Regions from separate parts of the Homo sapiens genome. Here region 1 is linked to region 2. Evidence: chromatin contacts called from ENCODE Hi-C data. All regions are on one chromosome and are shown on one strand. Each heading gives the region's core, a stretch centred on a gene start or an enhancer-like site at or near the end of the contact. The rest is flanking DNA. Distances are from core to core; before and after follow the strand shown.

Region 1 (3,964 bases), core at 1,324-3,823, 700 kb after region 2:
GTAATCCCAGCTACTGGGGAGGCTGAGGCGGGAGAATCTCTTGAACCCAGGAGGCGGAGGCTGCAGTGAGCCAAGATTGCACCAATGCACTCCAGCCTGGGAGACAGAACCAGACTCCGTCTCAAAACAAACAAACAAAAAAAACTTGTCTCTAAATCTCCTGGACTTAACCATTCTATCTTGCGTAGTGTTACTCTTGGTCCTCCTAGGCTGATCCTAATAGTTAGCGCTAAATACCTTGGATGTTGATCCAAGAATCTTGAACATGAGTTAACAACACCTATGTACACCCACCCAACAAATTGGTTTAATTCATTGGCGGTTTACCAGATTCTTTTCATACTTGGCTACGAGATTCTCTAATTGTCATGTGTACAAATGGACCAAACTAACTCAGCAGTGAAACAGGTTCTTAGGTAAAGTACTCAGGAGTCCTATTCCAGGCTGTAAATCAGGCTAAGCTACAGTAAATGAAATACTTGGGAAAATGGCAGCTACACCCGCCAAGTCAGACTGAAGGGGGAAGAGACAGAAGGGAAAGAAACAGCCTCTGCTCTGAGGTTCTCATACAGAAAGGCCAGCACTTCTCTTCCTGGCAGGCCCAGGGATGACCATTTCTCTGCGCCCCTATGCCCACACCTCGGCCAAGAGCCCACAATAGTAACAATCTCGCTTTGACTTTTAGAAAAAAAATTTCCCCCGGATTCTTTCACTCCGTCCACACTCCAACCCCGCGGGGATCACGATCCCATTTTCTGGATAAACAGGGCAATGGAGATGAGCCTAAACCATGAGAACTGTCAGTCTTCGCCGCCAACGTCCACACGGATCAGCCTGAAACCCCAATACCAATTTTTTTTTCAACTCCCACATGTTCCTGAGAGGAACCAGATCAGGGCCCACGGCTGGCATGGAAACGAGAGGGAAAGGAGGGGGTGCTGCTGGGGACTGATGGATGAACCCATCCTTGGGTGAAGGGAGCGTCCAGCTTGGCCTTGAGGTCAGGAGGTGACAAAGGCACACTCCTGAGACCTGGCCTTCTACTCTGGGCAAGAAAGGGCTTTTCGCCCATCAGAAAGCCCATAGGATGCCCACCTGTGTCCACGAAGAACCCGGCTCAAGCACCCAAAGAAGTCAGGAAGGAGCCCCGCTCCCACCAGGGCATAAGTGGGGTGTCCCTCAGTGAGTCAGGGGGCACCCTTCCTCTGGACAGTGGGGGTTCCGCCCAGCCCAAGGGGCCGTCCCCCGAGACCTGTCACCCGGCCCTCGAGGGGCTCCCTCCCCGCCAGTGCTGAGGACGCGCGCAGCCTACCTGGAGCTCGCCCTCGGTGCGGTGCAGTCCCAGGCGCCGCAGCCCCACCGCCAGGTCGTTGACACACAGGCCGCCGTCCCGGTTGACGTCGAGCGTCTGAAAGAGTCTCCACAGGCGCAGCCGGTGGTCCGGGCCCCCGCAGATAGCGCCGCCGCAGGGGTCCCCCACGGACGCCGGCGATGAGGCAGACGAAGAGGCGGCGGTGGCGGCGGCGTCCGGCGGCGGGGAGGCCACACAGCGGCACAACACACTGCTCACCATCGGGCGCGAGGCAGGGGCTCCGGGCGCGGGCGGGAGCGGGGGCGGCGGGCCGGCGGTGACCGCGCGGGAGGCAAGCCAGGCGCTCTGCAGCTGGGAGCGCGGGCTCGGAGACGCCGGCAAGCTGGCGGAAGGGGCGGCTTCCGGGAGCCCCGCCCCTCCGCGCCCCGCTTCGCCGGCCACGCCCGGGCGCACCGAAGGCCAGTCACAGGCTCGGATGGGGAGGAGGGAGGGGCGGAGCCTGTCTAAGGACAGCCCACGCGCCACGGACTACCCGGATCAATGGGGTGGGCGGGGTCACCCGGCTCCGCCTGGGGCCGATTCAAACTGAGGGAGGCGGGGATTGGCTGAGCCGGGGGCCAAGAGAGAGAAAATCACGCAGCGATAGGCATGAGTAATGTGATTGGCAGGCGGAAGGCCCCGTGTCCAGTTTCCATTGATGAACTAACTCTGTTTAGACTGCGGGATCTTAAGGATGGGAGGAGCGGTAGTGTACGGAGAGATCGTAGCCTCCAGTGGGAAACAGGATTTGTGTGAGAGCATTTGTGAACTGCAGTTGCGAGGCAGAGTTTGTGCCGGTGGGAGGAATTAAAAGTTAATTGACCCATGGGTCACGGCCGAAAGCACTAAGTATCCTCAGGAAGCAGGGTTTTGGTAATCTAACTCCCTAAACCACCAATAAAATAGCTGAATTTAACGGCTTAATAGTCGTAATACTGACAATTGAACGACAGAATGATTTTCCAATGGAAGTGAATAAAGGTTAGGTGGGCGGGGCCCTCTGGGCGACGGACACAATTTTAGACCAATGATCAGGCGAATTACAGTAAGCAGGCGTGCTCTTTAGCTGAGCGACAGATCGAAAGAACCAGTGATCGACGTGATATTTGAGCAGCTACCAACCGGGAAGGCCGGTTTTCCCGGAGAAGCGCTGGGAGGCGGGAAGAGGGGAAGTGGGCGGATCTCCGCACACCTCGGCGGAAGAGGCAGATTCAGGAAGCCATTACGCTGCTGGCTGGCAGCGGCCGGGCCGGTCGGGGCTGGGCCCTACGCACTTTGCGTAGCGAGGGGGGTTACCAAAGGCCTAGTGCTTGGCCTCGAGCAAGCCTGGCCTATCCCCTGTAGGGGGTGGGTGAGGGGCGAGGCTGAGGAAGAAGAGAAGGGGAATTGGGGCGCTTGAGGGGATTATAATTTCTTTAAAAAGAGGGGAGGGGAGAGGCCATGGCCGTCCCAGCCAAGAAAAGGAAGATGAACTTCTCAGAGCGGGAGGTGGAGATCATCGTGGAGGAGCTGGAGCTGAAGAAGCACCTGCTGGTGAACCACTTCAACGCCGGGGTACCCCTGGCCGCCAAGAGTGCGGCCTGGCACGGCATCCTGAGAAGGGTCAACGCCGTGGCCACCTGCCGCAGAGAGCTGCCTGAGGTCAAGAAGAAGTGGTCTGACCTCAAGACCGAGGTCCGTCGCAAGGTTGCCCAGGTCCGGGCCGCCGTGGAGGGTGGTGAGGCGCCGGGGCCCACTGAGGAGGACGGAGCTGGGGGGCCTGGGACAGGCGGTGGCAGTGGTGGCGGTGGCCCAGCTGTAGCCCCAGTGCTGCTGACCCCCATGCAACAACGTATCTGCAACCTGCTGGGCGAGGCCACCATCATCAGCCTGCCCAGCACCACAGAGATCCACCCTGTGGCCCTCGGACCCTCGGCCACCGCAGCCGCAGCCACGGTCACCCTGACACAGAGTGAGTGACCTCTCCTGCCCAGGCGGCGTGCATAAGTGGGAAGGGCCAGCAAGCTCTGGGGTGGCCTGGGGAAGGTTGGCTGCCAAGGGTCAGAGGTCAGATGGGGGTCTTGGAAGACCATGAGGCCTTCCAAGAGCAGCACCCAGACAGAAGTGATCTTGCTCTCTTTGGGACTTCCTCAGCACGTGGGCTGGACTTCTGACGTGCTGGATAGCTCGCCACTGAGCATTGCCACCATGTTTGTCCATGACTTACCTCCACTTGCCGAACTGGGTGGTCCTTGAAAACAAGAGACCGTGTCTGTATCCCCACAGGACTTTTCACAGGGCCCGGCTTGTAGTAGACAGCCAGGCCATATTTGTTGAAAAAATTGATGGGAATAATACTGCCCAAGTGAGACAACGATTCTGGATTCTGTTTTCAGTGTGGGGGATCTTTCATCAGGTGCTGCTCAGGAGCCTCATGGTTCCTGGTGTTAATCTACTCCATTCATTCATTCATTCATTCATCAAACATTAGCACTTATTCTGTACCAAACCCTGTGCTGGGCACTGGGATTACCAAGTTGTCTAAAATACAGGCCAGTTATGTTCTAGTAGGACAGAGATGACACATATAGGAATAGCTTCGCCATCAGTTGGGAAAACCTCAGGCCCCGGAAG
Region 2 (3,427 bases), core at 877-3,376:
CCAGAGTGGCTGGGACTATAGGCACATGCTGCCACACCTGGATAATTTTTTAAAATTTTTTATTTTAGTAAAGACAGGGTTTCACCGTGTTGCCCAGGCTGTTCTCGAACTGCTGAGCTCAGGCAATCAGGCCACCTCAGCCTCCCAAAGTGCTGGGATTACAGGCGTGAGCCACCAAACCGGGCTTTTTTTTTTTTTCTTGTGAAACAGAGTTTCACTCCTGTTGCCCTGGCTGGAGTGCAATGGCACAATCTTGGCTCACTGCAAACTCTGCCTCCCAGGTTCAAGCGATTCTCCTACCTCAGTCTCCCAAGTTCCCAAGTAGCTGGGATTACAGGCGTGCGCCACTATGCCCAGCTAATTTTTGTATTTTTAGTAGAGACGGGGTTTCACCATGTTGGCCAGGCTGGTCTCAAACTCTTGACCTCGTGATCTGCCTGCCTTGGCCTTCCAAAGTGCTGATATAACAGGCTTGAGCCACGACGCCTGGCCCAAGCAATGTATTAATATGAGAGTTCCCATCTAGCCATATCCTCGTCAACATTTGTTATTGTCTCTCTGATGATGTCCATCTTAAGGAGCATAAAACCGTACCTCCCCACCTCCTGGGCTCAAGCAATCCTCCAACTTCAGCCTCCCGAGTAGCTGGGACTACAGATGCGCACCACCATGCCCTGCTAATTTTTGTAGAAATGGGGTCTCCCTATGTTGCCCAGGCTGATCTCCAACTCCTGGGCTCAAGCCTCAGCCTCGACAACCCCATCTGCTGAGATTATAGGTTGTGAGTCACTGTGCCAAGCCCAACAGCTTTTTTAAGGATTCAAGACTGTACGAACATAGTTGTAGCTGGTCAAAGATTAAAAGGTGCTATGCAAGAAAAAAGAAATCCACAAAATTAGTTCTTGGAATGGAACTGAGGCACCTGTCAAGAAAGGGTTCCTCAAGAAAGGAGCATCTAGCTAGGGTGTGGTAGCTCACGCCTGTAATCCCAGCACTTTGGGAGGCTGAGGTGGGCGCATCACCTGAGGTCAAGAGTTTGAGACCAGCCTGCCCAACATGGCGAAACCCCATCTCTACTAAAAATACAAAAATTAGCCAGACGTGATAGTAGGCGCCTGTAATCCCAGCTACTTGGAGGCTGAGGCAGGAGAATTGCTTGAACCCGGGGAGTCTGCAGTGAGCTGAGGGCCATTGCCCGCCAGCCTGGGCAACAAGAGAGAGAAACTCCGTCTCTCAAAAAAAAAAAAAAAAAAGAGAAATCCAGAGAAGAAATGATGGTGTTTTGAGATGGAGTCTTCCTCTGTCGCCCAGGCTGGAGTGCAGTGGTGCGATCTCAGCTTACTGCAAGCTCTGCCTCCTGGGTTCAAACGATTCTCCTGCTTCAGTCTCCTGAGTAGCTGGGATTAGAGGCGCGCACCACCACGCTCGGCTAATTTTTGTATTTTTAGTAAAGACGGCGTTTCACCATGTTGGCCAGGCTGGTCTCGAACTCTTGACCTCAGGTGATCCGCGTGCCTCGGCCTCCCAAAGTGCTGGGATTACAGGCGTGAGCCACTGCGCTCGGCCAGAAGGAACTGGTTTGACAGGATCCTTAGGACTTGGAGACTGGACGAGGGGCCCAGGAAAATGTAGGGGCCGAGGTCGCCGCCCAATTTCCCATTTGGAAGCTCGGTTGCCTGGTGGCGCATGCCCTAGATGGAGGTTAGGAGCACCTTTTGGGGGACGGTGATGACTGCGGGTTGACACGCGAGTGTGAGCCACCCGTGGAGAACGCAAGACATGTTCAACAGGGCGCTGGATGGAGGGGGCTGGCGCCCAGAGTCAGTCCTGCTATTCAGCAGTGTTGGGCTCAGGTGAACCGCAGCGCCAGGGCGGGCACCGATCCTAGGGTCCCACGAACAGGCCCCTCGGAGGCCAGGGAGAGCCCTGAATGACGCGTTCTCTCGGGTGGCCTGGGGGGGGCATCCCGCGGCTTCCTCCACCGGCGTAACGTGCCGGGCCCGGGGAAAGGAGCCGCCCGCCGGTCCCCGGAACCTTCTGCCGCCGCCGCCCGCGTTAGCCGCGGGACGGGTCGGGGGAACCCGATCGCTGTTGCTAAGGGGCGGCCCCGGAAGTGACGCGCCCCGGGTTTGTTGACAGCGGAGGCGGCGGCGGCTGCAGGCTCCGAGCCGTAGGAGCCGGATCGGGGGAGGGGCCGGGCCCAGGAGCCTCAGCCCCGCCGGCAGCCCTAAGGGCAAGGTAACCGCCACGGGGTCCCCGTCGCGACCCCCTCCCTCCCGGAGCTCCCGTCCCCGGGATCCCAAGCTCCGCCCCGCCGACCCCCGTCTCCCCTGGACCCCGGCTCTAGCCTGACGAGATCCCCAACCTCCTGAGGTGCTCTGGCCCCGGATTCTCCCGGGCTGCATTCTCTGCTCCTCCTCGCCTGCGAAGCATCACGTCCGCTTCCCGACGCTGAGGGCAGCCCCGTCCAGGGTAGGTCCCGGACCCCGGGCCAAGGGACGTACCTGCGTCCTCCTCCTTCGCCTCCTGCCTACGGGGCCTAAGCATCGCCGCTGCAACCACTCTCTGAGGTCCATCTCCGCCAGTGGTGGGAGGGTTCCTTTCTCTATCCCTGCCGCCAGGTCTGAGAATCGTGTCTTTAAAACTGAGCTCCCTTCCTCCAGAAAGAAAATGACGCTCTGTCGTTTGCCCCTACAAGATGGGGGATCGGTGTAGGGCTGAAAGGGCCACCCTCTGCCCCTCCTACCTGTTGGATGAGCTTAAGTTCCCCCAGAGAAGTGCTTAGAAGCTCAAGGACGACTTGGATTCTGGATCAGCTCCCAAAAGGGATGACACAAAGTATAGGGAAATCCAACAGGGTGAGGTTGCAACCGGAGGGCCAAGGGAGCCCGACAGGTGAGTTGATAGTGAAACTGACTGTGCTGGCCACTATAGCTCTCTGGGTGGAACTTGTCTTGGCTGCTCTTTGACCGAAAGAGCCCAAGATTTCCAGTCTTTGCCTGTGTTTGTCAGTCCATTCGTTTTGTTTTGTTTTGTTTTTCTTTAAATAGAGATGGGGTCTCACTATGTTACCCAAGCTGGTCTCGAACTCCTGGGCTCAAGTGATCCGCCCGCTCCAGCCTCCAAAAGTGCTGGAAATACAGGCATGAGCCACCGCGCTCAGCTAGTGCATTTGATTTTTAAGGGGGAGGGGAATGGAATGTCTGATGTCTTGGGAAAATCCTTCCATATATGATCTTTCACAGAATGTTTCTCTTCAGACTTCAAACTGGTTAGGATGAGCATAAAAGCATAGCCTTGAAAAGGGTCACGGGAGGCTATACTTAGAGCAGAAAGTGGTGGCCAGGGGTGAAGGGCCTCGCTACTTTGGTTCATTTGTTCATTCAGCAAATAATAAACATGATATGTAAGGAGGTAATAAGTGGTT

Evidence for each region. Hi-C counts contacts between places; a loop is a spot of excess contacts on that map. Pooled maps may share reads with other maps.
Region 1: a map with no recorded cell type shows a loop between it and region 2 (13-fold over the local background). The contact joins the promoter of NAIF1 here to the promoter of ZER1 in region 2. A Hi-C loop is called at or near these places in 1 of 37 single-sample maps with no recorded cell type and 6 of 50 pooled maps.

The regions. Positions count from the first base shown.
Region 1 is chr9:128,065,929-128,069,892 of GRCh38, reverse strand. NAIF1 (nuclear apoptosis inducing factor 1) reads left to right here and starts at 2,573. Exons shown (of 2, transcript NM_197956.4): 1 at 2,573-3,302. The coding sequence starts at 2,792. It overlaps SLC25A25 (solute carrier family 25 member 25), which reads right to left and starts at 1,661. Exons shown (of 11, transcript NM_001330988.2): 1 at 1,313-1,661. The coding sequence starts at 1,573. RefSeq lists enhancers at 555-634, 2,385-2,714 and a silencer at 1,365-1,934.
Region 2 is chr9:128,770,626-128,774,052 of GRCh38, reverse strand. ZER1 (zyg-11 related cell cycle regulator) reads left to right here and starts at 2,126. Exons shown (of 16, transcript NM_006336.4): 1 at 2,126-2,472. LOC124902282 (a long non-coding RNA gene) reads right to left here and starts at 2,719. Exons shown (of 2, transcript XR_007061804.1): 1 at 2,505-2,719. RefSeq lists enhancers at 1,035-1,761, 2,490-2,539 and a silencer at 1,830-2,299.